Regions from separate parts of the Homo sapiens genome. Here all the other regions are linked to region 3. A link is a loop called in an ENCODE intact Hi-C map of the cell type or tissue named here. Cell type or tissue: endothelial cell of umbilical vein. All regions are shown on one strand.

The links. A loop is a pair of places that touch in the nucleus more often than their neighbours do. Peaks named below come from ENCODE experiments on the same cell type or tissue, not always from the same donor. Only the 100,000 strongest peaks of a DNase experiment are listed, where the experiment ranks them.
Region 1: it touches region 3 in a loop (4-fold over the local background); 6 of 110 quality-filtered maps call a loop at or near these places.
Region 2: it touches region 3 in a loop (12-fold over the local background); 3 of 110 quality-filtered maps call a loop at or near these places.

The regions. Positions count from the first base shown.
Region 1 is chr6:134,718,506-134,723,505 of GRCh38, forward strand. All of the region lies in intron 3 of LOC101928277 (a long non-coding RNA gene), which reads right to left. Among named protein-coding and RNA genes, the nearest start is that of LINC03002, 180 kb to the left of the region's middle. In endothelial cell of umbilical vein, no CTCF peak of the experiment used is centred here; a DNase peak (open chromatin) is centred at 1,946; H3K27ac peaks cover 1,814 bases.
Region 2 is chr6:134,419,987-134,424,986 of GRCh38, forward strand. No RefSeq gene overlaps it. Among named protein-coding and RNA genes, the nearest start is that of LINC01010, 15 kb to the right of the region's middle. In endothelial cell of umbilical vein, no CTCF peak of the experiment used is centred here; DNase peaks (open chromatin) are centred at 935, 1,735 and 2,975; H3K27ac peaks cover 4,861 bases.
Region 3 is chr6:134,548,590-134,553,589 of GRCh38, forward strand. No RefSeq gene overlaps it. Among named protein-coding and RNA genes, the nearest start is that of LINC03002, 11 kb to the left of the region's middle. In endothelial cell of umbilical vein, no CTCF peak of the experiment used is centred here; DNase peaks (open chromatin) are centred at 1,422, 2,232 and 2,792; H3K27ac peaks cover 2,782 bases.

The DNA.
Region 1 (5,000 bases), 170 kb after region 3:
TATGTTAACAAAGTAGCACAGCATGCCTGGATAAAAATATTACCAGAACTTTATTTTAGTTAGTATCTATGGCTTCTTCCCTCTTAAACTTTTCACCAGAGCTATCAGGAAAAAAGCCAAAGAGAAAGTTTCAATTTTTTTCTCTTTTTTTTTTTAACCTTCTTTTGCAGAGTTGACAACAAATCCCCAAATCAGTTGATGATACAGCCAGTGGCCTGTCAGTCCTGTATAATCCTCCTACTGAAAAATATCCCCTAAAAAAGTCCACAGCAGAAACTTTATTTAATTAATTAATTTATTTATTTGTTTGTTTCTTTTTTGAGACAGAATCTCGCTCTGTCACCCAGGCTGGAGTGCAGTGGCGCAATCTCTGCTCTCTGCAACTTCCTCCTCCTGGATTCAAGCAATTCTCCTGCCTCAGCCTCCCGAGTAGCTGGGATTACAGGCGCCTATCAGCACGCCCAGCTAATTTTTGTATTTTTAGTAGAGACAGGGTTTCGCCATGTTGGCCGGGTTGGTCTCGAACTCCTGACCTCAGGTGATCCGCCCATCTCAGCCTCCCAAAGTGCTGAGATTACAGGCGTGAGCCACTGCGCCCGGGCAGAGCAGAAACTTTAAAGCCACCTATGAAGTATTTATTTATATTCTTTTCTTTGGAATTAAAGAAATCCCAAATATAAGAATAGGTTTTAGAGCTTCCATTGCAAATTCATTGCCAAGGGTAAAATATGATGGAGTAGTTTAAAAGGAACATCTAGTCAACTAGCCATTCTCTCCTCCAGGGAAGGAATTTCTTCTACAACACCTCGTGGCCAATAGACGTTTTTCTTCTACACAAACACTTTTAGTAACATGTGACTTTCTAGCCAACACCCAGCTGTTGGAGTGAAAAATCTAAAAATAGAAATTATTCAACAAAATCACTCCAAATTTGCTTAAATGCAAATAACCTGAGATGCTCTGTAATCCAAAACAACAGCTCCGGAAATAATTGCTGATACGTTTATTGATGCTGCAATATTGGGAGTTCCAAGGTAGAACCCTGTGGAAGAGAAGAAACTCAACCATCACCAGTCAATACTAGCAAACATATAAGCGGCACAGGCTACAAGTAAAGCTCTGAACAAGACACGAACTTGAAAGAAGCCAATGCCAGAAGCCTTGCTCTTGAGATGCTTACAGCCTGAGTGGTCAGGGCACACACACACTAACCCAAGGTCACACAACATTGATGCTAAACAAGTACCAGAAGAAATAAATCTTCACTCCATGTTTTGTGAACCCATTCATTTGTGGTTCCATTTTGCCTCCTACTCTTGTTTCCTTTTGCCTGGATGTTCTGAGCTTTTTATTTGTTTAGCCTTGCTGGATTATATGCATCTTATTCAGCAATTTAGAGATAAGGTGGAGGCACTACTCCGCAGTACAGCAAAGTAGTTAGGAGCTGAGATACAGCTTATCCACCAGTTTCTATAAAATGCCCATTCTGGCTCAGGGTCAACTGAGTTGGCCCTAGCCAACTGCTATGCCTTCTGAAAGTCACCACTCACTGACATCAGACTGCTTAGCTGCATCATATTCGCCTGGCAAATACTAATCTCATCACTCAAAATTCAGTTCCAAAAAACTGCACTGGGACTGAAGCAGGACTCTTTGTGCAAAAATAAACCAGGCATTTCAAAACATTTGAAATCAAATAGATGAAAATGTTGCAATATTACTTTTCAGACATTTGCTTTGTCTAATTTGCTTTTCATTCACTAGTTTACATTTTCTAAAAGGACTTGTATTTTTATGATGTGCATGACTTCCACACTGCCCACAATCAATGTCAAATGAAAGACCTAACTTGTTACCTAGTCCTCTGCCTACTAAAACAGTGCTGTCTAATCAGGCATCTCTCTGCGGAAACAGGCCTTCCTACAGCAGGAAGCAGAGGAAAGAGGACTGGAGACAGCAATCCCAGCGGCTTTTTTGCCAGAAAGGACAAAATGGCTCTTCTGGCAACTCCTGACTCAGGAAATCGCTGAATTAAGTAGTCAATCTGCAGAGTAATTTAGCATGTCATCTGCTTCCTGGCAACAGATATTTGGAAGCATTTTTATTTTAATTCATCTCTGTCATCATCAGGGTTATAGCTGCTTCTCTCTGAGGACCTCAAGGTCAGAGATGTGGGACCTCAAGGTCAGAGATTTTTCTGTAGTTCTTATAGAGCCAGTTCTTTGAGCTTCTTCCTGCCCTGTCTAGGCCCCAGTAGGCTCACTTCTCCTTTGATTTTGGTCAGGTCAAGCAAACCCCTGTCATCAGAGCTAAATATAAGTTGTATGTAAGTGGGTGGAGGCCCTTGCAGTGGGTTCCCTGGAAAATACACTTGTAAGTGTACAAAAGAATGAAGGTGCAATTGCCTGCCCAGGAGTTGCAGAAGCATCATTGTCTGTGGGAGACAGGAAAGGAATTAAGAGGTCAGCAACTCAGGCTCTCATTCCTGCTTCATCACGGACTTTCTGTGTAATGTTGCACAAATAATTTTCCTTCCCACTCCTCCACTTCTCTATTTTAGGCGTGAACAAACATCAGTCATCTTCCTCACTTGCAGACATTAAAGAGAGTTAATATGAGCATGTTACAAACAAATAGCCCTAACTTCACACATTGAGGAGACCAGTAAACACATGCTGTGGGTGATCCTTCTTTATGTGGATAGAGCAATTTCTTAAAGCTGGTGAACATATGTGTCCACAAAATCCCTAAAAGGAATGTGTGTAAAATAGATGTACCAGGACCATGCAATTCTTATTGTACAAATGCATTTGCAGATTGTTACTATTTGGGAATAACGATGGCCTAATCCAGGTGAGGGTAATAATACATCAGGAAGGTAATAATTTTTATCTGGGGCAGAGGTCACTTTGCTCCTGTCTTAACAGGGGCTCTCTATGGCTTCGGCAAGAGGGCCCAAAAATGCATGTCCTGACATTGCAAATGGCAAAACAGAGATCTCAACCAAATATTCATGAAGCACTGTGTTTGGAGTCTCCCAGCATCGAGCCCCATATCTTCAAGAAAAATCTAAACTAAGCTTTTTACATACCTTTATTGCCTTTGACCCTCACAGCAACTCTGTTAAGTCAACAGAATTATCCCAATTTCACAGATAATGAAAATGAAGCTTAAGAAGGCCAAATAATATTTCCATAGATCATATAGGCATTGAGGGGTGGGACTGGGATTTTTAATCTGTCTGATCCCAAAGTCCGTCCTCTCACCCGGTTTCCATTAGATGATGCTATCTTCCATGCACTGTATCTTTTATGCTCTATATGCCTAAGTTTTCTAATCTATAAAATGGGAATAATAATACCTAACTAATGAAAATCAAGAGATTACCTATATGAGGGCATTTTACAGAAATGTAAATTGTTATTCTAATAGTAATTCCACGTTCATCTCTTCCACTGTCAGCCTCATTATTATAAACACATGTGAAAAGTTTATACTAGGCCAGTTATATGGACCTTGCTTGGCACATAACTGAAATGTAACTTTACATTTCATTGACTTTAAGGAATTTACATATTTTAACCCAGTTCAACTATATTTTGAGGTGCTGCATCTCAGGAGTTCTTGTAGATATCTAATTCCACATTAATCATTGATCTACCTTTATATTATTGCTTCAAAAGTCTTATTTAAAAATTCACATATTTTTAAGCACTGTCATATTCTTTACGAAAAACCTTGCATGGAAATCAGATGGTAGCTAAGTAAATGTGACTTCAAATTCATGGATAAATATCAAAACAGGAGACTAATGGAATACATAGAGAGATCTGTTCATGCCCTGACTTTCTTCTAATTGTCTGTAATCCTGACCTTCCCAGTAGACAGAGAGGAATAATATACTCAGAACTTGCCCTGCCCTTCAGGAAACATGGGTAAAACCTAAATAAAGATTGTTTGTGTATGATTATAAACAATTTGCTATTCAAATTCAATAATGGCACTCGGTAGGCAAACTATCCTAAAAACTTTCCTATTAACAACTAAATTCCAAAGTTTAGCATTGCAAAACCACATAATTTGAATACATTTTTGAACCATCTGATGGAAAATTATATTGATTCCACATGTGTAGAGCTTGTAAGTAGCTCAGTAATTCCTTCACTCTTTTCAGACACAAAGTAACGGCCTCTTTAACGGCCTCTTTTTCTTTCCCTCATAGAAAAGTAGGCTATTTTTCCAGGGTCGGGAGAATGTGGAGGAGGGAGGGCTATAATGAAAGTATGTAATTCACTCAGGACTTGTGGGGCAGTATTAGAGATTATGGAAAGATTTGCTTCACAGAATACAGTTCCTGTGGAGAAAAAAGAGTCCCACTACATCAGGAATTAGCACACAGCCATACAACAAGCTGAACTTTTTGTTATTTTAAAAAATCTTCGAGTTATACTGTATGCTTTTCTAATACTGATAGAAAACAGTTTCAGCAAAGTGCACTAAATAAATAGAACAGTGCCTTACCTTTAAAAAAAAAATCTATATTCAGGAGCTATTCTCCTTCACATTTTGAAATTCTTTAGCTGGAGAAATGCTGGGTCATGAGACACAGGGTCATAGCATCTGGGTTTGATCCAGACTTTGTGATCTCTAAATCATCTTATGCCTTTGAATACATTCCAGCACCACTGACTCTACCATGTATTTTCTAACGTATGGGTTCCCGCCACCCATGCTCTGGGACTGAGTTAATAATGGTACTTACAGGGTTGTTGGGAGGATGAATCCAGTATGCCTAATATGTAAAGCACAGAACCTTGCCAGAATGTAATAAATGTCAGGTAAACATTCACTTTTAGTTTTGCTGTTATTATTGCTTAGATAGTGGTTGCTAAATAATGGAACCTTCCATTTCAATGTCAGTGCCATATCATTTAAAGGTAATCAGAGTGGAACTAATTACATAGCCTCCTGAGATATGAACACACAAATATCTTCAAAAT
Region 2 (5,000 bases), 130 kb before region 3:
TACAGAACAAAAGGAAAGGGGCCAGGCACAGTGACTAACTCCTGTATTCCCAGCACTTTGGGAGGCCAAGGCAGGCTGATCACTTTAGGTCAGGAGTTCGAGACCTCGGTCAACATGGCGAAACCCCATCTCTACTAAAAATACAAAAATTAGCCGGGTGTGGTGATGCGCACTTGTAATTCCAACTGCTTGGAAGGCTGAGGCATGAGAATTGCTTGAACCTGGGAGGCAGAGGTTGCAGTGAGCAGAGATCACGCCACCACACTCCAGCCTGGGTGATGGAGTGACAGACTGTCTCAAAAAAAAAAGAAAAAAAAAGAAAAAAGAAAGGTATTCTGTACCCTTTTTTTAATGGGGTGAAGAAAAAGGAAGAAGAAGAAGGTGATTTGGGAGAGACAATTACCTCCTGATAGAGGGACACAGCCCTGAGAAGTGGCCCCAGGACCTTTATCCCAGGGAGAGGGCAGTGGTGCCATGGGCCTCCACCCCAAGGCTACAATGGGGTCCTTAGAAGCTCCAAGGGTCTGTGCCAGGTCTCAGCTGAAGAAAGTAGGTGAGGCCCATCCCTTAGAGAAGGAGAAGGTCTAGGATGCCTGCTGAAGGCTTCTGAGCAGCTGGTGATGTCAAGAAAGCAGGGTTTCCTTTAACTCCACCTTGAGCACTTGACCATCAGGCCCTCTGATTAGTCACCTCCATCAGCTTGCTCTTCCCTCTGCTCTGCATACAATCTGCTCCTCTTCATCTTTCAGGCTCAGCTTATATGTCACTTCCTTAGAGAAAGCTGGAAAGTAAACAGCAACAGTGGTATTCAAAGCGGGCCACCACCACCTCCCATGATTCCCTATTTGGGTGCCCTGTTTGTTTCCTTATTTGACGTGCTTGTCTTCTTGGTCTGTCTTCTCCATGAGACTGTAGCTCCCTGAGTGGCATGATGCATCTCTATTTTACAGTCCAGTCTCCTGTATCCAGCACCTATTTGGCCTTCAATATAAACTTGTTTGATTAAATAAATGGATAAGTGATTCAGCCTTGGGATGTCATTCCTAATCCTCACTGACTTTTTCCACCTTATCCGTTCCTCCTCCACCCTCCTCTGTAGATAAGCATTGAAAGAATGTTGGTATTTCCTTCACAGAGGAATTACTCATCCTAGGGAAATGGAATAACCACTTCTCTTCTGAGGTAATGAAAAGAAACGGGTTTTTAGATGGATGGACCTGGGTGCAAATCCTGCCCAGCCATGGTTTATGCATAATACTTGGTCATTTTACTTAATCCTTCTGGTCTTTTACTCAAAGGGCATCATAGCACGTTTCTTCCAGGATTGTTATGATGTTTGAATGAGAAGATATATGTAAATATGCTTAACATGGAGCCTATTACAATAGGGGTTCAATACATTATAGCTGCTGTTATTAGTATGGATGTTATTTGTCTTGCAATGCAACCAAATTGGGCTTCAGGCCCCTTGTTTTGGCTGTTATATTTAGCAGGAAAAATTCACAGAAGTGTTAAGAGGGAAGAATAATTCAGTTCTCAAGAAGAGAAAGCTGTTTTTTTCCTTCTCCTTGAATCAGAAAATCTGTTCTTCATGGTGATAGTTGTGTGAATATCACAATAATATCTGAGTTTATCTTTCCTAGAGTTGGCAAATAAATTGGACCCGAGAATGATGTGTGGAATTCAGCCTTCACATTGTTTATGCTGTTTCTCATTTGAAAACAGATGTGTCATGGGGATTCATAGCATCTGCTCTTTCTTCTGTGTTTATTTTCTCATACATCTCTTCTGTCTCTGACACTAAAATGTAAAGTCCCAGAAGGCAAGGATCTTTGTATCTTCAGTATACCTAATATGACACTTGGCCAATGAGGGTAAGGGGAGGCATTCAGTAGATATATGTTTTTGATGACAGTACTTTACATGTTTTCAAGTTACCTTGTCCTAATTAAATAGAAGGGCCCAGGGGAAAAGAAGATAATAGTATAATGCATATATTTGTTCTATCTAATAACAGTTTAACAGAGATCCAATAACTCAATCTAGAAAAAATCAAAGCAGATTTGCCAGACTTATATGATAATGTGGTTTTGTTCTTTATTAAAAAATAAATTTTTATGATAATGTTTGTCCAATATCACAGTGATTTATTTTATTTATTTATTTATGTATTTATTTATTTATTTATTTATTTATTTTTGAGACAGAGTCTTGCTCAGTCCCCCAGGCTGGAGTACAGTGGTGCGATCTCGGCTCACTGCAAACTCCGCCTCCCAGGTTCAAGAGATTCTTCCGCCTCGGCCTCCCAACTAGCTGGGATTACAGGCACCTGCCACCATACTTGGCTAATTTTTGTATTTTTAGTAGAGATGGGGTTTCACCACGTTGGCCAGGCTGGTATCGAACTCCTGACCTCAGGTGATCCGCCTGCCTTGGCCTCCCAAAGTGCTGGGATTACAGGCATGAGCCACTGTGCTCAGCCTCAATATCATAGTAATTTAAAAAATTTAAGGCTACTTTTAACACAGAATAGCTAGTAATTTTTTTTTAACTTTAACAGAACCAGAAGGTTACTCTGCACCAGGGAAAATGCATTTCCTCTCTCTCTTTCTACCTGTACCTCCCACTTCTGCATTCCACTGCATTATTGGTCAAAGAAAAGCCAAATCTTTATATGGAATTTTTAACTCATTTCCCAGTTATGCTTAGAATTCAAGATAGATAAACCTAGAGGCAATACAATTCCCAAGTACGGTAAAAATAAAACAGAAGTACAGACAGCTATTAGTAAACACGTCTTCATCATGAGCTCAATTTCTTACCAAATGAAAATTTCCTCAATCACAGTGGTGAAAGTACTCAGCAATGGAGGCCTCACATTCCACACCAAAATGAAAGAGACGGAATGCTTGTTTTTGTGGCGAAAAAAATCCCAACACTATTAGTCACTTTTCTAACCAGATGGATAGAATGTTCCATGGTCTATAGATAATGATGACGACCATGAGTTGGTGAGTGACCTGTGAGATGAGTCAACTGGCGAAGCAGTTGTTTTGACTACACCAAACCTAGGGAACTCAGATGGAAGTGGGTTTGGTATTTTTCTGTCAGAGCTGCCACTTTTGGTGTTGGGAGGGTTCAGGAAGAGGAAACTGAGAATAAGTGATTAGATAGATTTGTGGCCATGTCTGGGGAAGACAGGGCAAGGCTGATGCTGTTGGGTGGGAGGTGAGGAAGGACTGGGGCTGGCTTGCACACTCTTGTGTCTGCGTTAACCGTTGCTCTTCTTTTCTGACTGTAAAACACAAGTGAAAGTGTAGGGAAAATGTGTAAGTAAAAGCTATGAAAGATGGCTACTTATGGTTTATGATCCCCAAAAGGAAAGGGAGAAGAGATACAGGAACTTTGCAGGAGAGAATATGACTGTTTTTATTAAACTGCAAAGGAGAATTTAGAAACAAGAAGAATTTGGCAATTGTCGTAGGTATCAGTTATTATTTGTTTAAAGAATTGCCAAAAGAATGTTTAGAAGACATAGTTTCATACAAGAAGGAATTCCTAAGAAGCAGACGTTTTAAATACTGATGAGTTTAAGAAAAGTTGGTCTGTGATGAAAGGCCTATAAGATATTGTTTACTACGTATAAATACTAGCCAGGAGCGGTGGCTCACGCCTGTAATCCCAGCACTTTGGGAGGCCGAGGCGGGTGGATCACTTGAGGTTAGGAGTTCAAGAACATTCTAGCCAACATGGTGAAATTCTGTCTCTACTAAAAATACAAAAATTAGCCAGGCGTGGTGGCACACACCTGTAACCCCAGCTACTTGGGAGGCTGAGGCAGAAGGATCACTTGAACCCAGGGGTTGGATGTTGCAGTGAGCCAAGATGACTCTATTGCACGCCGGCCTGGATGACAGAGCAAGACTCTGTCTCAAAAAAAATAAAATAAAATAAAATAAAATAAAATAAAATAAAATAAAAAATACAGACAGTTCCCAACTTACAAAATGGTGATGCTTTAAAACACTCTTTGTAAGTAGACTGTTTAAAACTTGGAGTCTACTTCTTTATTCATTCATGTTTATCTTTTTATTCAAAAAGGTTATTTATATAAGAAAGGCACAAGATCAGCTTTTCAGTTTCCAATGTATAAAAATAATTCTACTATTTGGTAAAAATGACATAAGTATTTAAAAAAACTACAGTAAGATAAAAGATGAGAATTTCAGAGAGTGAGTGCTCATTGTCCATTAAAAAAAAAATGGTCTTATTTCCAGTTTGACTTACTGGCTCCTAAATTTTGGGCCAAAGCACTATTCTTACACAACTTGAGAATTTGCTGAGTAATTTATTTAACACTGCCCTAACAGGAAAATACAGCGTGGCTTTTATAAGTTTCCTTTTTAGTGCCTTATAATGAAGTAATCTTTGTAACTTTTTTCCCCCTGAGATTACTTGCATATCTTTCAGGGATTTTTGAGACTTCCTTTTATATTTTTAGGAAATATCAGTTGTATCAGTTGTAGGAAAAGAAATTACCCTGTAAGTATTGGTTATATACAACCTTTCATAACCAATGTTGATAAGTAAAACAAGTTCAGCTAGTTTTTTTGTTTATACCATGTTGCTTAAAAGTCATTTTCCTCTGGCTGCTTTTTGATGACATTCATTCATTCAACAAATATTTATTGAGTAATTACTATGCACCAATGTTTTTCTAGGCTCTGGGGATGCAGCATTGAACAAAACACCATGATCCTTGCCCAAAGGAATTGAAAATTCGAATGCAGGAGCTAAATAATTATTAGTAAATATTAATAAACACAGGATAATTAGGATAATCTCAGAGGATGCTATAAAACAGTATAAATGCTATGAAGAAAAGAGAATGGGGGAGGTGATATGACAAGAGAGATCAAGCAGGTGCATTCACCTATAGTGTTGTGTAACTGTGATTCTCTATGACTTTTTCATGACCATGTTAATGTCATCACACTCGG
Region 3 (5,000 bases):
TGAATCTGACTCCAAATTGTTGCAGCATACCACTATAGTAGCTCAAAAAGAGCAAAATCACTAATGAGAGGATAAAGGAAACAAAACATAGGTTATGAAAAACAACACAGCCTTGGAGAAGTTGCAATGTAGGCAACTTGATGGAGAAGAAAGAGAGGAAGCAATGGGCCTCCAAAAAGAGTTGGTACCCTATTACAGAAGTGCTTGAGAAGGCACCACCAGTGTATGGCATATGTGATGGTTGTCACTGTAATTATTTCTATACTATTGCATCTGAGAGTGGATCCTTCCAAAAGTAAAAAATCAACTCTATTTTCTACTTCTCTTTCCCCATTATATCTCATCCTCTACTCTTATTTTTAATTAACTCAGAATAAAATTTTTGAATCTCTCATCTAGCCCACAGTTAAAGTGTTGACATACCACTTGTTGAAAGTAATTCATCTTCAGTTTATAAATTCAGAAACCAATTGGTAGCCCTCAGATCATCATGAAATTGACTAGGTTTTCATCATCAAGTCTCTTGCTCATCTGACAGGACTATGCATCCAAATGGCACCATTATTCCTGATATTCTTTTTCTGCTGATAACAAAGTTTTAAAGTTTTTAGAATTGAGAGCTTTCTCTGGAACAATGTTTTCTATGTAAACCAAGAAAAAAGGAGAGACACATAAATTATAGGTGTGTAGTTTTGATGAGATAAACACACCTTGAAGCCTAGTATTTAGTAGCATAAGAACCTTATGAGAAACTACTTTTTGACTTGAGGAAAAGTAATAGAACAAAGGTAATCCCTGATGACTGAATGTAAAAGTTTTTAAATTTTTGTTGTCTCTCTGCACATAGAAAAAAATCCCTCTAATCCCAAACTACTGGTTTGGAAAGTGAGCTGTAAAGTGGGCGATTTTAGTACATTCTCCTACTCAGAAACACTGTTAAAACAGAAGCAATGGGATTTGAGAGCAAAGGGCCTTCTGTTCATCTATAAGCTTTCATTTGGATCACTGAGTTTACTTTTTGTGACTACATGGACTCTTTAAAAAATAATAATTCATATTTACTTCAAATTTTTATGTTCTTAAATTGTTTTTAGTAAAAAAAAAATAGTGTCTAAAGAATTGGATCAGTGAATGCAGATGAAAGTTTGAATTTGTATTGGATGATGCTTTAAACTACAAAACAGATATAATTCTATGGTCAGAGGGATTGAACTTGAATTGTTTTTAAAAAGAAACTTGAATATTAGACAGTTTTCAATACTGTTTATAGCAATAATATCATGTAAATGTGGAAATAACTTCTTCAGTTTGTCCCAATCTCAGCACCTGGGGGTGAAGTTTTATTTTTATATCCTCTATGTTATTAAATGATAACATTTAGTAAAGTCACATTTCATTGTGACTGACAATATCTTATGAGAACAGAGCTTAACAAAACAAAGCTGAAAGAAGAGTTTTGGCTTTGCTTCATATTTCATTTCCTGTCCATAGCTTATTGTTATCAAGGATGGAGAGCCTTTTTACATTCTTTAGAACAGAGAGTTCATTTACCATTAGTAGATATTTATACCAGAGTGAGTGAACAAATGAAACTGTAGCTTTTAACAATAATGAAATAGCCCATTTAAGACAGTCTTCTCTTCAGTCACTTTTGGGGTAACTAAAGCTTGAGTTAAGATGGCTCTATTACACCAAACTATTTGACTTATTTTTTTTTGAACATTTTGACCCTCAAATATGTATCAGACCTTTCTTTTTCAATTATTTTACTTTATACTAAAGATTATCAAATTCCAGGATAAAATTTCCAACAAGGTAAGAATAAAAGTTGAAGGATTGTGGTCAATAGAAAGATCATTGGTTTGTTAGGGTTTTGCCCCTTGCTGACTTTAAAAAACCATTTACTGGATTTTGAAGTGAATTTTCCACTCACAGAAAAAGGACTTATGGAAAAATAACATTCATGTGGGAAAAAAAAAAATCAACTCACTGCTGCATCATCATCTCTACAAGGACAGGTAAGGGAAAAAGCACTTATTATTTCTCTGGCTGTAATCAAAGAGATTAAGAGAAATTTTAATGGAGCACATTTTTGTTTTAAAAAAGAGAGAAGAGGCACAGTTTGAAACCATCAAGGATTACTTCCTGTATAGAAGAAGTCAGCTGCATGCATACAATAGCGAAGAAGCTACGTTCCCTCCTGGAGCCAGACCAAGGTCAGGAATTTCAATTGTGATTCCTGACTCATGGAAAATTCTGACGCATTTTATATGTGTGAGGCTAGGTACATGCAAACCCACCAATTCATTAGCACCATCAGTGTTTTCACTCATTACTTCTTTTTTTTTTTGAAACTAAGAAAGAGCATAAGTGGAGGAATGCTAAATTTATAATACATTAGAACACAACCTCCCCTCCTGATTCCTCCCTCTTAGTTTTAAGACTTTCTCTGATATTCATGCTATTAGGGTTTGTCCCACAGTCTCAAGGTCAAATACTAGCAAGTGTTCTTAGTTGTTTCAAGCTATTTAAAACTAATTGTATTTAAGTCATTGCATATATTATTTATGGGAATGTAAACTGTTGCAATTGTTTTGAATGGCAATTTGGCAGTATCTATCGAAATATCTCCTCTGCCAAGAGACTTCCAGTTTCAGCTCTGATGTGTAAAGAGCTTGGAAGCTGTCATTTCCATCCTTACAACAAGATCAAACTGAAAAACTGAAAATTATCAACTTTTCTTGGACCCATCAGAGACGTGAGGAACAAACTCTGTTCCCATTATCCCTGCAAAATTCTGGAATCCAGAAATGAGTCCAGCTGAGATCTGCTCACTGGAAGCAGCTGCCTCCGGAGTTCACAAACTGGTAAGAACGCTTAGATGGCAATTCTGACAAATTGCTAGAGGCTGAGTGTGCATTTGCCTAGGAATGAGAAACTCTTAGGAGTCATGACCTTAGGGTTGAAACACACAAACTCTCTCTGAGCAGGAGTACTCCGGGAAGCCAAAACTGAAGAAGAGACCAAAAAAAGTACACTAGAGGAATTTGAAGCCTCTGGCACCTTAATTACCTCAGATATTAAACACAGCCCAGCACCTAGCAGATTAGCATAAAACCTCACACTAGAGATCAATATACCTCTGTCCCTATTACCCAGTATGACACATCTGGCTTTCCACACACACACAAAAAAATTGTAAGGCAAACCAAATGCAAGAAAACGCACAATCTAGAAAGATAAAGCAGCCTCAAAACCAGGCTCAGATATGACGCAGACATTGAAATCAACAGACAGGGAATTTAAAATAGCTATGATTAAAATCTGAGGGTACTAATGTAAAAAATAGATAACATGCAAGAACAGATGGGTAATTTAAGTGGAGAAATGTAAACTCTAAGAAAGAATAAAAAATACTAAAAAGAAAAAACACGAAGATAAATGAAGGATACCTTTGAGAGGCTTATTGGTAGACTGGAAATAGCTGAGAGAAGAATCAGTGAGCCTAAGTTAGATTAACAGAAACTTCTCAAACAGAAATGCAAGGAAACAAAAGAATTTTTAAAAATAGAACAGAATATCCAAGAACTGTAGGATAATTTCAAAAGGCATAGCATACATGTAATTGGAATACCAGAGGAAGAAGAAAGAGAGAATGGAGCAGAAGAAATATTTGAAGTAATAATGGCCAAGAATTTTCCAAAATTAATGACCAACACCAAGCTACAGATCCAGAGAATTTAGAGAACATGTAGCAGGATAAGTACCAAAATATCTATACCTAGGCATATTATTCAAAATGCAGAAAACAGAAGACAAAGAGAAATTCTTGAGAGAAGCCAGAGGACACTGGGTGCTGTGGCTCACACCTATAATCCCAGCACTTTGGGAGGCCGAGACAGGTGGATTACGTGAACCCAGGAGTTTGAGACCAGCCTGGGCAACATAGCGAGACACCGTCTCTACAAAAAATTAAAAAATTAGCCAGGCATGGTGGCATGCACCTGTAATCCCAGCTACTTGGGAGGCTGAGGCAGTAGGATCATCTGAGCCAAAAAGTTCAAGGCTGCAGTGAGCCATGTTTGTACCACTGCACTCCAGCCTGGGTGACAGAGTAAGACTCTGTCTCCAAAAACAAAACAAAACAAAAAAAGCAAAAAGCAAAAAGCCAAAAGCAAAAACATGCCAGAAGGAAAAAAGTCACCTCATCTACAGAGGAATAGGAATAAAAATTATAGTGGACTTGCCCTTAAAACCAGTATAAGCTGGAAGAGAATAGATTGAAATATTCTTTTTGTTTGTTTGGTTGGTTTGTTGTTGTTGTTGTTGTTTTTTGAGACAGAGTCTCACTCTGTCACCCAGGTTGGAGTGTAATGGTGCAATTTCGGCTCGTTGGAACCTCTGCCTCCCGGGTTCAAGCAATCCTCATGCCTCAACCTTCTGAGTGTCTGGGATTACAGATGTGTGCCACCACATCTGACTAACTTTTTGTATTTTTAGTAGAGAAGGGGTTTCACCTTGTTGGCCAGGCTGGTCTCAAACTCAGGGACTCAAGTGATCTGCCACCTTGGCCTTTCAAAGTGCTGGAATTACAGGTGTGAGCCACCGTGGCTGGCCTGAAATATTCAAGATGTTGAACAATAACAACAGCAAAAAACACTAACCTTGAATTTATACCCATTGAAATTATCTTTCAAAAGTGAAGGAGAAATAAAAACTTTCTCTAATAAACAATAACTGAAGGAATTTATTGCCAGAAGACTTGTCCTGCAAAAAAAATGTTAAAAGGATGGAAAAGGGATAGAAAAGAAGTTTGATTTTACAAGTGAAGAAATCTGACTGTTATTTCTCGTGTACTACTTGCATATACTGAAGGCTGATACCATAGGGAACTATCATATCACAAAACAATCTCTGAGCCTGAGTATGTATTTGCATTGTGATGCTCAGTGTGTTGGTAAAATGGGTAGCAGAAATAGTCCTGGAACCCATGACCTCTA